2 separate regions of the Homo sapiens genome follow, and region 2 is linked to region 1. A link is a loop called in an ENCODE intact Hi-C map of the cell type or tissue named here. Cell type or tissue: tibial artery. All regions are shown on one strand.

Region 1 (8,000 bases):
CATCAGTGCAACCATTTTGCTTCAGTATGAGGCAGACATGTCTTATGTGTACTTCTCTTTTAATCATGCACTATTAAAAAGACTTGTTCTCAAGTGGAGAACTTTTAATAAAACAACTTTTAATAAAATTAATAATTAAATGCTATCAGGAGCATTCTTAAGTGAAACTGAACATTTTTAACCTGTAAGTGTAAGGCAGTGCATACTAGTCGAGTTTGGTGCCGTTATGGACTGAATGTGCCTGCCCCCCACCAGATTCATATGTTGAAGCCCCAGTCCTCAATGGGACTATATTTGGAGTCACATTGGTGGTTAGAAGGGCCTTTAAAAGATACTTAAAGGTTAAATGAGGTTATAAGGGTGGGACCTTAACCCAATGGAACTGGTATCCTCATAAGAGGAGAAGGAGACACTAGAGATCTCACTCTGCACACATGCAGAAGAAAGGCCATGTGAGGACACAGTGAGATTGCTTCAAGCTAGGAAGAGAATTCTCACCAGATACCAACACCTTGGTCTTGGATTTCTGGCCTCCAAGACTGTGAGAGAATAAACATGTGTTGTTTAAGCCACCCAGTCTATGGTACTTTGTGACAGCAGGAAGCTAGGACAATGGCCTGCCTTGATTCCTGCTGAGACACTTGCAGTTTTACCTGCCATTGCTTTTGCACCATCATTGCAAATGTCAACATGGTAAAAAAGCAAATAACATCATAGTATTGTTATTTTTACCTTGGAGGCCCCCCAGGGCCACATACTACACTCTGAGAATCACTGCCCTAGAGAATTAATGAATCTCGGGTGAGCCTGTTATATAATTCCTCAGTATAACTGGAAGCACATGCAGTCATCTTCTTGCTATATTCAAAGTTTTGAATAATTTTCTTTAGCACCTAAAGGAAGAAATGGAACAGACGCTGCATCTGGAGAAGGGAAATTGAGGGAAACACTATAAAACAGGAGAAAAACTTACTTTTGTATTTGATACCATATACATGCATTACCTATTCAAAAAGTAAATAAAATATCTTTTTTTTTTTTTTGAAACAGAGTCTCGCTCTGTCGCCCAGGCTGGGGTGTAGTGGCACAGTCTCAGCTCGGCTCACTGCAAGCTCCGCCTCCTGGGTTCACGCCATTCTCCCGCCTCAGCCTCCCGAGTAGCTGGGACTACAGGTGCCCGCCACCACACCCGGCTAATTTTTTGAATTTTTAGTAGAGACGGGGTTTCACCATTCACAGGATGGTCTCGATCTCCTGACCTTGTGATCCACCCGCCTCAGCCTCCCAAAGTGCTGGGATTACAGGCGTGAGCCACCGTGCCCGGCCAAAATATCTTTTAAATTGAATGGAAAGCTAAACATAATGTCATAACACAGTCCAGCAATCATGCTCTTATGTATTTACCCAGCTTATTTGAAAACTATGTCCATACAGAAATCTACATGCAAATGTTTATTGCAGCTTTACTCAAAATTGCCAAAAATGGGAAGCAACCAGGTGCCGTCAACAGGTACTGGATAAACGAAAGGTAGTACATTCATAGAATGAAGTACTGTTTTCAGCAGTAAGAAGGAATAAGCTGTCAATCAATAAAAAGATATGGCTTAATCTTAAATGCGTATTGCTAAGAGATAGAAACCACTCAAAAAATGCTACCACCCAATTATATGACATTCTGAAAAATGCAAAATGTAGAAACAGTAAAAGATCAGTGGTTGTCAGGGTCTGCGTGTGAAAAAAAGGTTGAATGATGCACAGGGAATTTTTTAGGATGTAAAATTATTCTATATGATAGTAATTACTATCATAGAATAATGATAGTAATAATTATTAATAGTAATAATTATTAATAGTAATTATTAGTAATAATAGCAATAATTAGTAATTAGTAATTAATAGTAATAATTAGTAATTAATAGTAATAATTATTAATAATAATAATTAGTAGTAATAATGATAGATACGTGACACTACACATTTGTCAAAACCCATAGAAATTTATAGCACCAAGAGTAAACCTTAATATAGGCAGTCTTTTAAAAAATCACTTAGGAGATTGGGGGATCCCAGAATGGGTTGCAGAATGTGACAAAACAATCTAACTGTGTCACAGATGTATGAAACAACCTCACTGAAGGGATGATAGAAAGAGATGCTGTCCTAAGTAACTTTGGAAATGAGCAGAGTCTGTAAGACTAAAGACAAAAGGAACTGTATATAAACACTGAAATCTAGTTGATACAATTATTCCTAACAGGGGTATGGGTTATCAATTCTGAAACCGCTAGATATGTATAGTGGAAATGAGCAATTAAGTAAATGGTGGAGGGTGGTGGGATCCAGGTTTCTCACTGGTGGAGTGAGAGAGTTATAAATAAGCGGGGAAGGAGGCTAGAATGATCCATGTGGTAATAGATCAGAGTTAGAAATTCATCCTTATAGATACAGATGGCTATGTGTAGAACTGTTTACAGAAATGTGTATATATGCAGGTGAGTGTACATACATGTATTTACTTGCTCTCAGCTGAGAAGGTCTAGAAGCAACAATGCTTCAGTAACAACGAGCATACCTTCCACCCAGATCTTGGTTTCTGATATTCTCCAATAGAAGGAACCAGGGCTTCTTGGAGAAATGGCTGATTCTAGGACTGGCACAGAAAATATACAAGATGCGCCTGGAGCATCTTGTGGGTGGTGTCTCAAAGTAAAGGAAGTGCAAAGAAAAAAAAAACCACACAATGATGGGGGTATGACAAAGGAAAGCGCTTCCAATGGCCAAAGCTGGAACAATTTGAGCAGCAAAATAAGGTATTATTATATTAGAACCCAAAATATAAAACAAATACCTGTGAGTCCATACCGATATACATATAAATATATTGATATATACATACCTATATGATATATAGAGATATTTCTCATACTGAATAAAGAAATGGAAGAAAATAGACACATTTTCTGTTCAGAAGAATTCCCAGTTATTTATGTAGCTAGTCTGCCCTCAAGGAGGTGGAGCATGACTCCCTACTTCTTATGTCTAGGATACATGTAGTGACTCTTCCTAATGGTAGAGCGTGGAAAGGGGAGAAACCTGACGAGGATGACCTCAGCCAGGTGATCGAGGTCAACATCAACAATGATAAGTCATGTTTGATAGTATACACCTTTAATATGCTATGAATGACACCTTACCTCTGTGGTCTTCCTCTCAAAAACCCATAACCCTAGTCTAATCATGGGAAGAATGTTGGACAAGCCCCATTTGAGGAACATTCTACAAAATACCTAACAAGTACTCCTCAAAACTGTCAAGGTCATCAAAAACAATGAAAGCCTGAGAAACTGTCACAACCAAGAAGAGCCTAAGGTGACCTGACAACTAAATATCATGTGGGGTCCTGGGTAGGATCCTGGAACAGAAAAAGGACATTAGGTAAAAATTAAGGAAGTCAAAATAAAGTAGGCACTTTAGTTAGTAGTAATTATCAGTATTTATTAATTGTGAAAAATGAACCATACTAATGTAATAAGTTAATAATAGGGTAAACTGGATGTGAGCTATACAGGAACTCTGTAGTCTCTTTGCAATTTATTTTGGAAATCTAAAACTTATTTTAAAATGTACTCTTAAAAATTGTATTTTATTTATTATTATTTTTTTTTTAGAGACAGAGTCTCCCTCTGTCGCCCAGGCTGGAGTGCAGTGGCGCGATTTCGGCTCACTGCAACCTCTGCCTCCCAGATTCAAGCAATTCTGCCTCAGCCTCCTGAGTAACTGGGATTACAGGTGCACGCTGCCTTGCCTGGCTAATTTCTTTTGTATTTTAGTAGAGACGAGGTTTCACCGTGTTGCCCAGGCTGGTCTCAAACTCCCAGCTCAGGCAATCTGCCCGCCTCGGCCTCCCAAAGTGCTAGGATTACAGGCGTGAGCTACTGCGCTGGCCAAAAATGTATTTTAAAAAGTGATAATCATCCACAATCCTGTTCCCTCCCCTAAAAAGTAAGTGGACATGTTAGGGCAAAGTGCCTGCCTGAGCTCTAGAGGTCAGACATAAAACTGAGTAAGAGGAGATAGTGTAGGGCTGGGCCCCTTCTGGCCCAGCTGAGACTCTCACATGGGGTTCAGGAGGGCAGATGCTTTTAGCTGTTTCTCCAGTAATGTTCCTGGGCACACTGGTTTGGGGATTGGGCCTCCAAGGCCTCAGGCAGCCAGGTCTCCATGGCTTTCTCTTGGTTTGGAGTCTCATGACTGCAGCTCTCCCAGGCTGGGGTTACACAAGGGTAGGTCTACAGTTCTGGGCTCTACTAGGTATCGCCTTGGTGGGAACTCTCTGTAACAACTCTGACCACACATTCCTGCTAAGCATTGCCTTAGTAGGGACTCTCTATGGTGGCTCTTCCCCTGCAATAAGTCTCTTCCTGGGCCTCAAGCTGTTTGATATATCTTTTGAAAACCAAGTGGAAGCTACTGTGACCCCACCACCTATGCACCCATCCCTGCAGAGTTAGCACCATGTAGACATTGCCAAGGCTTACTGGTGAATAGCATCTGGCTCCTTTCTATTCATGCTAATCTCTTCAGCAAGCAGTCTCTGGGCCACACCCTGAGTTCACTCTCCTAAATGTACCTTTTTATACTTTACATGGCCAGGCTATAAATTTTCCAAATCTTTCACTCTGCTTCTTTTTAAATTATAAATTCTGTCTTTAAGTCATTCCTTTGTTCTTGTATCTCACTATATGTGATTTAAAATAGCCATGCAGCAGTCTGAATGCTTAACTGCTTAGGTATTTCTTCCACCAGATATCCTAGTTTGTCATTCAAATTCCACTTTCCATGAAGCTCTCAGGCATGGACACAGTTCCACTATTACTACTTTATAACAAAGATGCTCTTTATTCAATTTTCCAATACCTTGTTTCTCATTTCCATCTGAGACCTCATCAGAATGGCCTCTACCAATATTAAATATAATGTTGGTAGAAAATATAGCCAGTAAAGGCCATTTACTGTTAATGGTGGTAGAGATATAGACAGTAAAGGCCATTTACTATTAATGTTCGTAGAAATATAGACAGTAAAGGCCATTTACTGTCCACATCAGAGACTGTGTCCATATCTCTGTCAACAGTCATGACCACTGAAGTAATCTTTAAGAAGATTCTGACTTTCCCTGTATCTCTTCTCTTCTGAGACCTCACCCTTAATGTTCCATTTATGGCATTATACCAGACTCTTTCTAGCATGCTCCTCAAAGTTCTTCCAGTCTCTACCCATTACCCAGTTCCAAAGCTACTTTTACATTTTCAGATATTTGTTATAGCAACAGACCCACTTCTCAGTGCCAATTTTCTATCATAGTCCGTTTTCTGCTGCCATAACAATACCACAGACCAGGTAATCTATAAATAACAGGCGTTTATTTAGCTCATGGTTCTGGAGGCTGGAAAGTTCAGGAACTTGATGCCAGCATCTGTTGAGGGCCTTCTTGTTTAGTCATCCCTTGGCAGAAAGCAAAAGGCAGAAGGGCAAGTGAGTACACAAGATAGAGGCACCAGGGGCCAGCCTGACTTTATAACAACCCACTTTTGTGGTAACTAACTCACTGTAGTAATAACAACATTAATTCATTCGTGAGGGCTCTACCCACATGATCCAATCACCTTTTATTAGGCCCTAGCTCCCAACATTGTTTCATCGGGGATTACATTTCCAGCACATGAATTTGGGAGACACATTTCAACCATAGCAAGCATGTTAACTAAAGAGAAGACATAAAAAAAAAGAAATCAATTATTTAGGAGTGAAAATATGATGTATTACCTGAAAAATACACCAAATGAGATGTACCACAGATTAGAAGTACAGCCAGGAGCGGTGGCTCACAGCTGTAATCCAACCACTTTGGGAGGCCAAGGTGGGTGGATCATTTGAGGTCAGGAGTTAAAGACCAGCCTGACCAACATGGTGAAACCCCGTCTCTACTAAAAATACAAAAATTAGCCACACGTGGTGGCACATCCCTCTAGTACCAGCTATCCAGGAGGCAGAGGCAGGAGAATCGCTTGAACCTGAGGCAGAGGTTGCAGTGAGCTGAGATCGTGCCATTGCACTCCAGCCTGGGCAATAAGAGCAAAACTCCATCTCAAAAAAAAGAAAGGAAGGAAGGAAGGAAGGGAGGGAGGGAGGGAGGGAGAAAGAAATAGATAAAATATTATTGAACTTGAAAAAATAGCAATAGAAACCACCTAAATTGAAAAAGAGAGAAAAAAAGACTTAAAAAAAAATAGAGCATCAGTGAGTTGTGGGACAACTTCATCTTGTCTAATTTACATGTAGTTGAGTTCCTAAAGGCTAGGGTGGGGAACAGAAAAAATATTTGAAGAATCAGTGGCTGAACATTTTCCAAATTTATTAAAACTAAAAACCCATGAGCCAAGATGCTCAGTGAACCCCCAATAATAAGAAACATAAATAAAACTACACCAAGGAACATAATAGTCAAATTGCTTAAAAGCACTGATAAAGATAAATCTTATAAGTAGCCAGAGAAAAAAGGTAAATTATGTACACAGGATTATATAAGAATAACGGCAGACCTCTCAAACCAATGTGAGTCAAAAGATAATGTAGAAACATCTGTAAAATGTTTAAAGAAAATGTCAACCTAGAATTCTGCCCTGAGCAAAAATATATTACCAAAATGAATGAAAAATAGACTTTCTCAGACATACAAAAGTTGAAATAAGTCATCACTAGTAGACCTGAACTACAGAAAAAAAAAGTTAAATGTCTTTCAGGGAGAAGGAAAATTACATCAGATGAAAATTCTGATCTACACAAAGAAATAAAGAGCACTGGAAAGTTTTTTTAAGCGAGCAAATATAAAATACTATTTTTATTAATTTGAAAATCTCTTTAAAATATACTTGACTGCTTAAAGCAAAAGAATTAGTAACATGACATCCTAAGGTTTATAATGTGTAGAAGTAAAGTGTATTATAACCATAATACAGAGGCCAAGAGGGACGAAGTGAGAGGATACAGTTGTAAGATTTTTATACTGCATGTGAAGTTATATAATTTATTTGAAGATAGACTGTGGTAAGTTAGAGATTATCTATAAACTGTAAAGAAAGCTCTAAAAATAAAAATTAAAAAAACAGAGTGGTCACATAAGCCAACAAAGGTTATAAAGTAGAATCATACAAACTACTCAATAAATTCAAAAGCAGGCAGAAAAAGCAGAACAATAACCCAATTACAGATTTAAAGCTATATTGATAATCATAGCCTACTCAGAAAAGCTCTTTTGGGGTCAAAAGGAAAAGGCACTCTCTCCCTCCACATCAGAGACTGGACTGTGGAGATGGTGGCCCAGAAGACAAACAAGGGACTGGAGCACCTTGTCAAAGCAAAGAAATACCTGAAAACTTTTTTTTAATGGAAGCCAGATTATGACAGCGCTGCTTCTGAATATGGAAAATATATTTAAAATAACAGTAACATTAAATGTCAATAAACATTTCAATTAGAAGGAAGAGATTTTCTGATTGACTAAAAAAGCAAGACCCAACTGTATGCTGCTTAAATGAAACCCACTTTAAATGTAAAGTGAAATACATTAAAACTAGGCTGGGCACAGTGGTTCACACTTGTAATCCCAGCACTTTGGGAGGCCAAGGCAAGAGGTTCATTTGAGGCCAGGAGTTCAAGACAACCTGGGCAAAATAGCAAGGCCCAGTCTTCAAGAAAAAAAAAAAAAAAAAAAACTAAACTAAGTGGCAAAAGGTATACTATGTTTAAACCAATCAAAATAAAATGTTAACTATATGTGACAGAATGTATATTTTGAAAGGCTAAAAAGATTGTACACACACACACACAGTGGTTATCTCTGGGTTACAGATATAAGTAATTTTTGTTTTTTGTTTTCTTAACTGTACTTTTCTTTGTCTTACAATTATTCTGTCATAAGTGTGTGGGGATTTAAGGAG
Region 2 (8,000 bases), 430 kb before region 1:
CCTGGCCTTCCTGTGCTCAGGCCTCTCCCCTTTTCGCCAGGGCTTCCTGGTGCCTCTCCCATGAAGAGGGAACTTCCCCTCCACTCCCATGGAAGACCCAGGTTTGGGCTGTTGCCAGCTTTGAGGCCCCCTGTGGGCTTGCCTGTCCCAACCCAAGAGGCAGGGCTCAAAGTGCCACCCGGGGGTTGCAAGGACAGCAGAGGACCACCTGCCCTCTGCAGGAAGCTGTCCAGGAAGCCGTGTCCTGGGCTGTGGTCCTTGCTCCCCATGGGGAGAGCTGGGTCACTTGGCCTCTTCTAACTGGCCCCAAGCACGCCAATTCTGGAGCATGGTTACTAAGTGGCTCTGAAGCTTCAGGGTCACCACAGGCTTGTCCTGACTGCAAACTCATGGAGTGGTTGCAGCCCTGGCTCAGTGTCCTGATGACTAGGTGTGGGTACTAGGCTCCTGCCCCTGGTGACACACGTATGGAGTGGGGGAGGGTGGGTGGCTGCACCCCTGGTTCTGGAGTCCCCACAGCTGATGGCGGTGTGAGCCTGGCATGCACGGCTGCGCTGGACTCCAGGCTGTTGGGGGAGGTGCCTTTATTGCCCAAGCCCACCCCTCACTTGGCCTTGCCCTGGGCAGCCACAGCCTCCATGGCCTTCCGCACCGTTTCCTCATCACCCAGGAACTGCATGGGCTTGGTGGGCTTCAGCTCCTTGTTCAGCTCATACACAATGGGGATCCCCGTGGGCAGGTTCAGCTCCATGATCGCCTGGTCTGACATCCCTATGCCGGAAGGAATAGGTGTCCTTAGCCCCTCTGTCCCCAGCCTGTTTACACAGCAGACACTATGTGACCTTTATGGTCCACAGAGCCAGTTCCCCTGGCACCAATTCCTTCCCAGCCCTGAGAACGAGGCCACAGAAATGTTGCCAAAGGTCAAGGAGTAACTGAGTTAGACCAAGCAGCCTACAGAAATAGCCCAGTGGTGAAAAAAATGGGGACTTCAGCCCCACCCAAGTGGCTGTGATCTGTGGTGGTGCTGTCCATAGTTCCCTCAGCCCAGTGTGACTCCAGCCAGACTGAAGTTGAGGGTCAGGAAGGGACACTCACCCTTTGTTTTTTTTTTTTCTTTTCTTTTTCTTTTTCTTTTTTTTGAGATGGAGTTTTACTCCTCTTGCCCAGGCTGGAGTGCAGTGGCACGATCTTGGCTCACTGCAACCTCCATCTCCTGGGTTGAAGTGATTCTGCCTCAGCCTCCCAAGTAGCTGGGATTACAGGTGAGCGCCACCACACCCGGCTAATTTTGTATTTTTAGTAGAAACGGGTTTTACCATGTTGGTCAGGCTGGTCTCAAACTCCTGACCTCAGGTGATCTGCCTGCCTCAGCCTCCCAAAGTGCTGGGATTACAGGAGTGAGCCACCGTGCCCAGCACCCTTTGGTTTCTAAAGTGCTCTAAATTCTAGACATCCTGAACAGAGGAGCAAGTGCGGAATGGAGCTGGAGGAGGGACAGGGAGGCCGAGCCTGGTCGAAACCTGACCCTGCCTGCCTCCTGCAGCCCCTGAGCTGGGAATAGCAGCTCGACCTTTGATGTTCGCGCCACTCCACCCCTGCTCCGTGCAGGAGGGTTTAAGAAAATGTTCTCTGGGGAGTCAGAGTGAAATCCCTCATATTCACCACCAAAAGTGCGTCCCCTTTCCCCAAACCAGGCTGTGGGAGGGTCATGGGGCTGCATGAAGTCTCCGGAAGGGAGAGGAGGCAGGTGGTCCTTCCCTCTGCCTGGCCCCAGTGCCAGGTGCCAGGTGTCCGTGTTTGGAGCGGGCAGGCTTGGGGCTGGCTGGGTCTCCGGGGCCTGCCGGTCTGGGTGCTCTGGCCAACTGCCCAACGGCCCTAGGAGCAGGAGGTCTGGGGCACACCCTTCTAGCCTTTCCAGGACTCAACAAGCTTTAAGGTCATTCAGATGCTAATTTAGACTGCCCTTGTGTCAGAATACTAAGGTGGGAGGCGGAGCGGAGGTGCCAGTCACTCTGGGCGAGGCCTTACTGCGCCCATGCATCCCGGGCCCATTTGTCAGCCCTTGCTCTTCAGTGGGAGCCCAGCTGCAAGCCCAGAGTCTGGCCACTCCATAGTCCTGCACCCCTCTTTTGATTGGTCTTTCCTTTGCCCAGAGAGGGGCTCCAGAGGGAGATAGGTGGTGAAGCTCATGCAGGGATTCTGAGGACCTGATGGGGGAGGGCCCTGCGAGGGGTCCAAGCCTACATCAAGAGGAATTCAGTACCAGGGGGAGCTCCCCACCACCCCGGAAAAGGGAGAGGCCCAGAGATGGAGGTGGCTTGTCCAGGGCCCCACAGTAAGTTGGGATTTGGAGCCAGATGCTCTAAGCCCAGCCCTTCCGTTTCCTAGCTGGGTGTCCCTTGGCAGATGCCACCTTTGGAGCCTGCCCCACCTCGGGACACAGCGAGCTTCGAGTGCAGTCAGCCCCTGTGGAGTGTGTCCCAGTTACACAGAAATGGGGAAAATTTCACAAAACTAAAAAATGGCTTCTCAGCCCTCCTTTTTCAGTGAATGATGTGGAGCCCCACGCCTAGAAAGCCTGGTCCATGGGCGAGAGACTTTGCTGAGATGAGAAGCCAGCTGGGGCTGCTGCCCACCCACCCTGCCCAGGCTCCTGAAGGTGGCCTCACCTTCCAGGTGCTTGACAATGCCCCGCAGGCTGTTCCCGTGGGCTGCAATGAGCACTCGCTTGCCGGCCTTGATCTGGGGAACAATCTCCTCGTTCCAGAAGGGCAGGGCCCGGGCAATGGTGTCCTTGAGGCTCTCGCAGGTGGGGAGTTCCCCGGGCTTCAGGCCTGCGTACCGACGCTCCTGGGGGACACAGGCACGCTGCTTTCCCTCCCAAGCCAGTGGGCCCCCACCCGACTCCCCACTCTGCAGCTTCCCAGAGGCCTTCCCAGCAAAGGCAGCCCACCTTGCTAATGGAGTTGTAGTAGGGGTGCTTCTCGTCCATCGGGGGCGGCGGGATGTCGAAGGAGCGCCTCCAGATCTTCACCTGCTCCTCCCCGTGCTTGGCGGCCGTTTCTGCCTTGTTGAGGCCTGTGAGGCCCCCGTAATGCCGCTCATTGAGGCGCCAAGTGCGCACCACAGGCAGCCACATCTGGTCCGTGCCGTCCAGGATGGCCCAGAGGGTGCGGATGGCCCGCTTCAGCACTGACGTGTAGCAGATGTCAAACTCCATCTTGGCATCCTTGATGGCCTTGGCTCCCCGCTTGGCCTCCTCGGTCCCCTTTTCACTCAGCTCTGCATCGAACCAGCCACAGAAACGGTTCTCCTGGTTCCATGTGCTCTCGCCGTGCCGGACCATCACGAGGCGGTGAGTGGCCATGGTGGCAGCAGGGACCACAGAGGACTCTGGACGGGGACGGCTGCTTCCCAACACTCCCAGCTTTATAATAGTGTCTTCCCAGCCCCCACCCACCCCAGCCAACTGCCAATCAGCATTCCAGGCGGTGGCAGGTGACCAGTAGCTGAGCTGCTGGGGGCTGGGGGCCAGGGGAGTGTGCAGGCCAAGAGGCTGTGCTTAAAATAGCCCCACGCATCCACCAGCTCCTGGCCTGGGTTCAGGTGGCATGTCTATAACCAGCTGGCACCCAGAGCCCAGACTGAGTGGGGCTGCTGGTCAGGGATGGGCGTGAAGGGCAGAAGTCTGGGCCAGGGGAGATGGGGATAGCAGGGACAGAGGGGCTCTCCAGGGCAACGCTCAGTGGCCTATCAGCCATTCTCTGCTCAGACAGAGGCACAAACAAAATCCCAACCCCTTTCTCCTGTGATTGGCAGCCAGGCTAGGAGGCGGCCCTCAGCAGGCAGAGGAGGAGAGCCAGAGGAGCTGGTGCAGACCACAGCTTTGTGGAGAGGAGTCTGGCCTTGTGGAAGGTACCAGGCAGCAGCAGCAGAATGGGCAAGGGCTGGGGCTGAGCCGGGTTTCCAGGACAAAGGGGGAAAGGGCCCCTGTCTTTCCTCCGGGGTCCCTTTGTCAAGGTCTCATCCATACATGCCCCATGCTCCCACCCTATCTGCCCTCACCCAAGCCACGCTCACTCTCCTAGCCGAAACCACCTTGAAAAAGAGAAATCCAAGGGGGTTTGGGGGCAGGACTGAGGACTGTCAGAAGTCTTGATTGTTAGGTAAATGCTCAGCTTAGCAGGAACCCACAACGTAGGCTGAAGGGTGGCACGGAGTTGAGTCTAGGACCAAGACTTCTGCATTCAGGTTTGGGGGATGAGAGCCACCAAGGCAGGGAAGAGACTATGAGCAATAAAGTCACAATTGGGGCCCTAATGAAGGGGCCATGGCCAGACCCTTGGGCATGGGCCCCATCCAGGGCCTCCCATTTCCTCCCACCCCAGTGACCACACTGTCACCTGCGACACTTCTGATAACAGGAGCGGGTAGGTGAGAGGCCAGCAGAGGGACCACCACTCTGAGACTTGGATCTGAGTGTGCAAGAAACCCTCGACAGGCCTCCCTCCATCCCTGCTGGCCTACCTGGGGAGGGGCTCCTGGCTTGGGGCCTGTGAAGCTAAGGCTCTGTACCCAAAGGTTGGCAGACAAGTCCCAGTGGGCAAAGTCCTGTCGGCTGCCAGGACCCCCAAGGCTGGCAGGTGGAACCCATCCCTCCTAGCAGTGCCATGCGCAGGTCTCACTGTTCCACACTGATCCTGATTGAAGCCACATCTCCTCATCTGCTTTTGTCCCTTTGACCAAGAGTTGATTCACTAGCCCAACTAAACATGACTGAGGACCAGGCTCTGGCAGTCCCACAGGGGCCAGACATGAAGCCCATATTTCAGTGGAGGAGGGATCGTACCAGCAGCTAAACATGCCTACCGTAGATAGCACCAGATGCTAGGAAGGAAGGACCATAATGTACTGGGAGAGATGGGAAAGGAGAGGCCGGGGACAGCCCTGAGGTGACATGTGAGTGGAAAGAGCGGAGTGCAAAGGCCTCAGCTATGATGAGTCCTACAGGGAGAGCAATTCAGGTAGAGGGGTTGGCAAAGACCCAAGCCCTACAGAAAGCAAACAAGCTGGGGCAGCGACCATCAGGGGCACATGGCAGAGAGGTGGGCTTTGTGTCCCAACACAGTGGGAATCACTGGAGACTTTGAAGCATGGTCATATTTTCAAGTCACTTGCAGCTGTGTAGGAGTGGAAGTAGAAGCTGAGTACCCTGCAGGTCTCGGCAGCTTTGATGAGAACAAGGCCGCTTAGCCAGGGCTGGGTGCAGAAGCAGTGGCAAGGATCCCCCAGACCTGGGAGACCTCACTGCCAACCAAGCAGGAGGTGTCAAAAAGGAAAGGGGAGCCCAAAGAAGGGCTGGACTTCGGGGAAGCAAGCCCCTGCTTCTGACCCTTGGCTCCGGCTTGACTTTCCTTTGATTCATTTGACAAGTAGTTGCTGGCCTCTGCAGTGTGCCAGAGCTTTCTTGGAGGGGTACAGGGGTAGGAAAACCAAAAGCCACCCTCAGGGCCTCCATCCAGGAAGGCATAGCATGGTGGGCGGCGAGGAAGGCTGCTGAGTCAACAAGGTGGTCCCAGGAAGGTGGAGGGAGCATCTTCCCATGTCTCTCCCACTGACAGCCACCAATCCTGGACAGATGCAGGAGCAGCTGTCAGTAGACAGATAAGAAAAGGAGATCAGATTCAAAGTTCCGCAGAGAAGTGGTGAGGTAACAAGTATTGCCTAGCCTGGACACACAGGCGGCTTGAAACCTCAAGTGCACCAACAGAAAGAGCTCCAGGAAGAATCAGAGGAGTGGGATGTGAAGCCCCTCGAAGTCAGTGAGTTGGGGGAATCCCTCCAATTTTTCTTTTCTTCTCTACCCCAGCTCCTGGGCAGTAACATGGAGGTGGCAGTGGTGGCACAGTGACGGTAGTGTGAGCTGGGTACGCACTTGAAACCTGAGAGGGTAACGCTACCCTCTGTCTAGAGGAGCCATGGCCCCAAAAGCATGGGGCAACCACCTTCTGCAGCTCCTTTCTGCCCCCCTGCGCTGGGCCCTGGATGCAGTTTCAGGGAGTATGCAGCAGGGTAGGTAGGGAAAGAGCCCCAGATTTGTGGCTGGAGGTCTTGGTAGGGATGTTGCAGGGAGCTGTTGTGTTTCAGGGAGAGTACAGAGAAGGGAGAGATGAAGTGAGTGATCCGATAAAGTGATATGTGAAGTCATTGGCTTGCTGCCAAGCTGCGCACAGGGCTGACCCTAGATGCACATTGCAGGTCCCAGACTGACCGGTGTAGATACAGGACTAATATGACTAGTAGTGCAAACACTTTAAACAGTCAACATTCTGCTTAGGATTTAAACAAGGTCCAGAGTCTCAACATAATATTTAAAATATCCAGGTTATCCAAAATAACCCAGTGTATGAAAACCAGGAAAATCTTAACATGGGAGAAAAGAAGATGATCAATACATGCCCATCCTGAGATGATTCAACTATTGGAATGATCAGATACAGACTTCAAAGCAGCTATTTATAACCAGCCTTCAGAAAGTATTGGTGAATATTCTTAAACAGAATGGAAATGACAAAGCATGGAGTCCATAAATTAGATGATAGTTTGGAAAAAGATATAAACTTACAAACCAAGAAGCTCAGTGAACCACACAACTGGATAAATTAACAACAAAAGTCCAAGCTTAGACACATCATAAAGAAACTTCTGAAAACTAAAGACCAAGAAAAATAAGATCAGCCAGAGAAAAACGATACATTTCATTCAGGTGAACAATTCTTTGAAAGACTGGATCTTCACCAGAAACTATAGAGGCCAGAAAGAAGTGGAACATTTTTAGTTTTGAAATAACTGTCACCCAAGAATTCTATATCCAGTAAAAATTTCTATTTTACTGGAATAAAAGAATGAAATAAAGACATTCTCAAATGAAGGCAAGCTGAGGAAATTCATAACCAAAGAATCTGCTTTAAAAAAATGTTAAACCAAGTTCTTCAGACAGAAGAGATTACTGGGGGCAATTCAAAACTTTGGGAATGCAGGAAGAACATCATAAATGGCAAAAGTCCACATAAATATGAAACTATTCTTTACTTCTTTAAGAGTTATGTGATGGTTGAATTAAGTCATGATACTGTCTGATGGAGGCTTCAGTGTATACAGATGTAAGACAACTAGAACATGAGGGGAGAAGGGTGAAGGGACCTAGATGGTAGTGAGGTTTCTACATGCTACTTGAAATGGCAAAACATTAATCTAAATTGACTGTAAGAGTATGTGTATTTGGCCGGGCAGGGTGGCTCATGCCTGTAATCCCAGCATTTTGGGAGGCCAAGGTGGGTGGATCACCTAAAGTCAGGAGTTCGGGACTAGCCTGACCAACATGGCAAAACCCTGTCTCTATTAAAAATACAAAATTAGCCAGGTGTGGTGGTGCATGCCTGTAATCCCAGCTACTCGGGAGGCTGAGGCAGGAGAATTGTTTGAAATCGGGAGGCGGAGGTTGCAGTGAGCCAGATTGTGCCATTGCACTCCAACCTGAGCGACAAGAGCGAAACTCCATCTCCAAAAAAAAAAAAAAAAAAAACACAAAAAAACTATGTGTATTAGAACCCCTAGAACAACCACTATGTGTGTGTGTTGGGGGTGTGTGTGTGTGTGTATAGGGAGAAGGAGAGATAGGAGGGAAGGAAAAAAGGAAAGAAGAAACAGCAATGGAAAACAGGGAACAAACAGAAAACAACATAATGGTAGATCTAAAGCCAAACATTTCAATAGTTGCATTAAACATAAATGGCCTCATCACGCCAATTCGACATATTATCAGTTTGGATTATAAAAACCTAATTATATGCTGTCTTTAAGTAACTCACATTAAATATAACAGGATACAAGTAGGTTGAAGTAAAAGGTAACAACTCATTCTCTGAGGGCAGTATTACCCTGATACCAAACCCAGACAAACAACCTAAGGAAACTACAGACCAACCTCTTATGAG

Evidence for each region. A loop is a pair of places that touch in the nucleus more often than their neighbours do. Peaks named below come from ENCODE experiments on the same cell type or tissue, not always from the same donor. Only the 100,000 strongest peaks of a DNase experiment are listed, where the experiment ranks them.
Region 2: a loop joins it to region 1, with 6 times the contacts of the local background. A loop is called at or near these places in 3 of 110 quality-filtered maps.

What each region holds. Positions count from the first base shown.
Region 1 is chr7:44,493,273-44,501,272 of GRCh38, forward strand. No RefSeq gene overlaps it. Among named protein-coding and RNA genes, the nearest start is that of NUDCD3, 6.6 kb to the left of the region's middle. In tibial artery, no CTCF peak of the experiment used is centred here; no DNase peak of the experiment used is centred here.
Region 2 is chr7:44,062,160-44,070,159 of GRCh38, forward strand. DBNL (drebrin like) reads left to right here. Exons shown (of 13, transcript NM_001014436.3): 13 at 1-7,297. PGAM2 (phosphoglycerate mutase 2) reads right to left here and starts at 3,408. Exons shown (of 3, transcript NM_000290.4): 1 at 2,957-3,408; 2 at 2,673-2,853; 3 at 568-771. The coding sequence starts at 3,370. The coding sequence ends at 605. RefSeq lists enhancers at 1,991-2,100, 2,745-2,804, 2,995-3,044, 3,105-3,174, 6,025-6,094 and a silencer at 4,355-4,424. In tibial artery, no CTCF peak of the experiment used is centred here; DNase peaks (open chromatin) are centred at 812, 1,842 and 3,482; H3K4me3 peaks cover 1,274 bases; H3K27ac peaks cover 4,375 bases.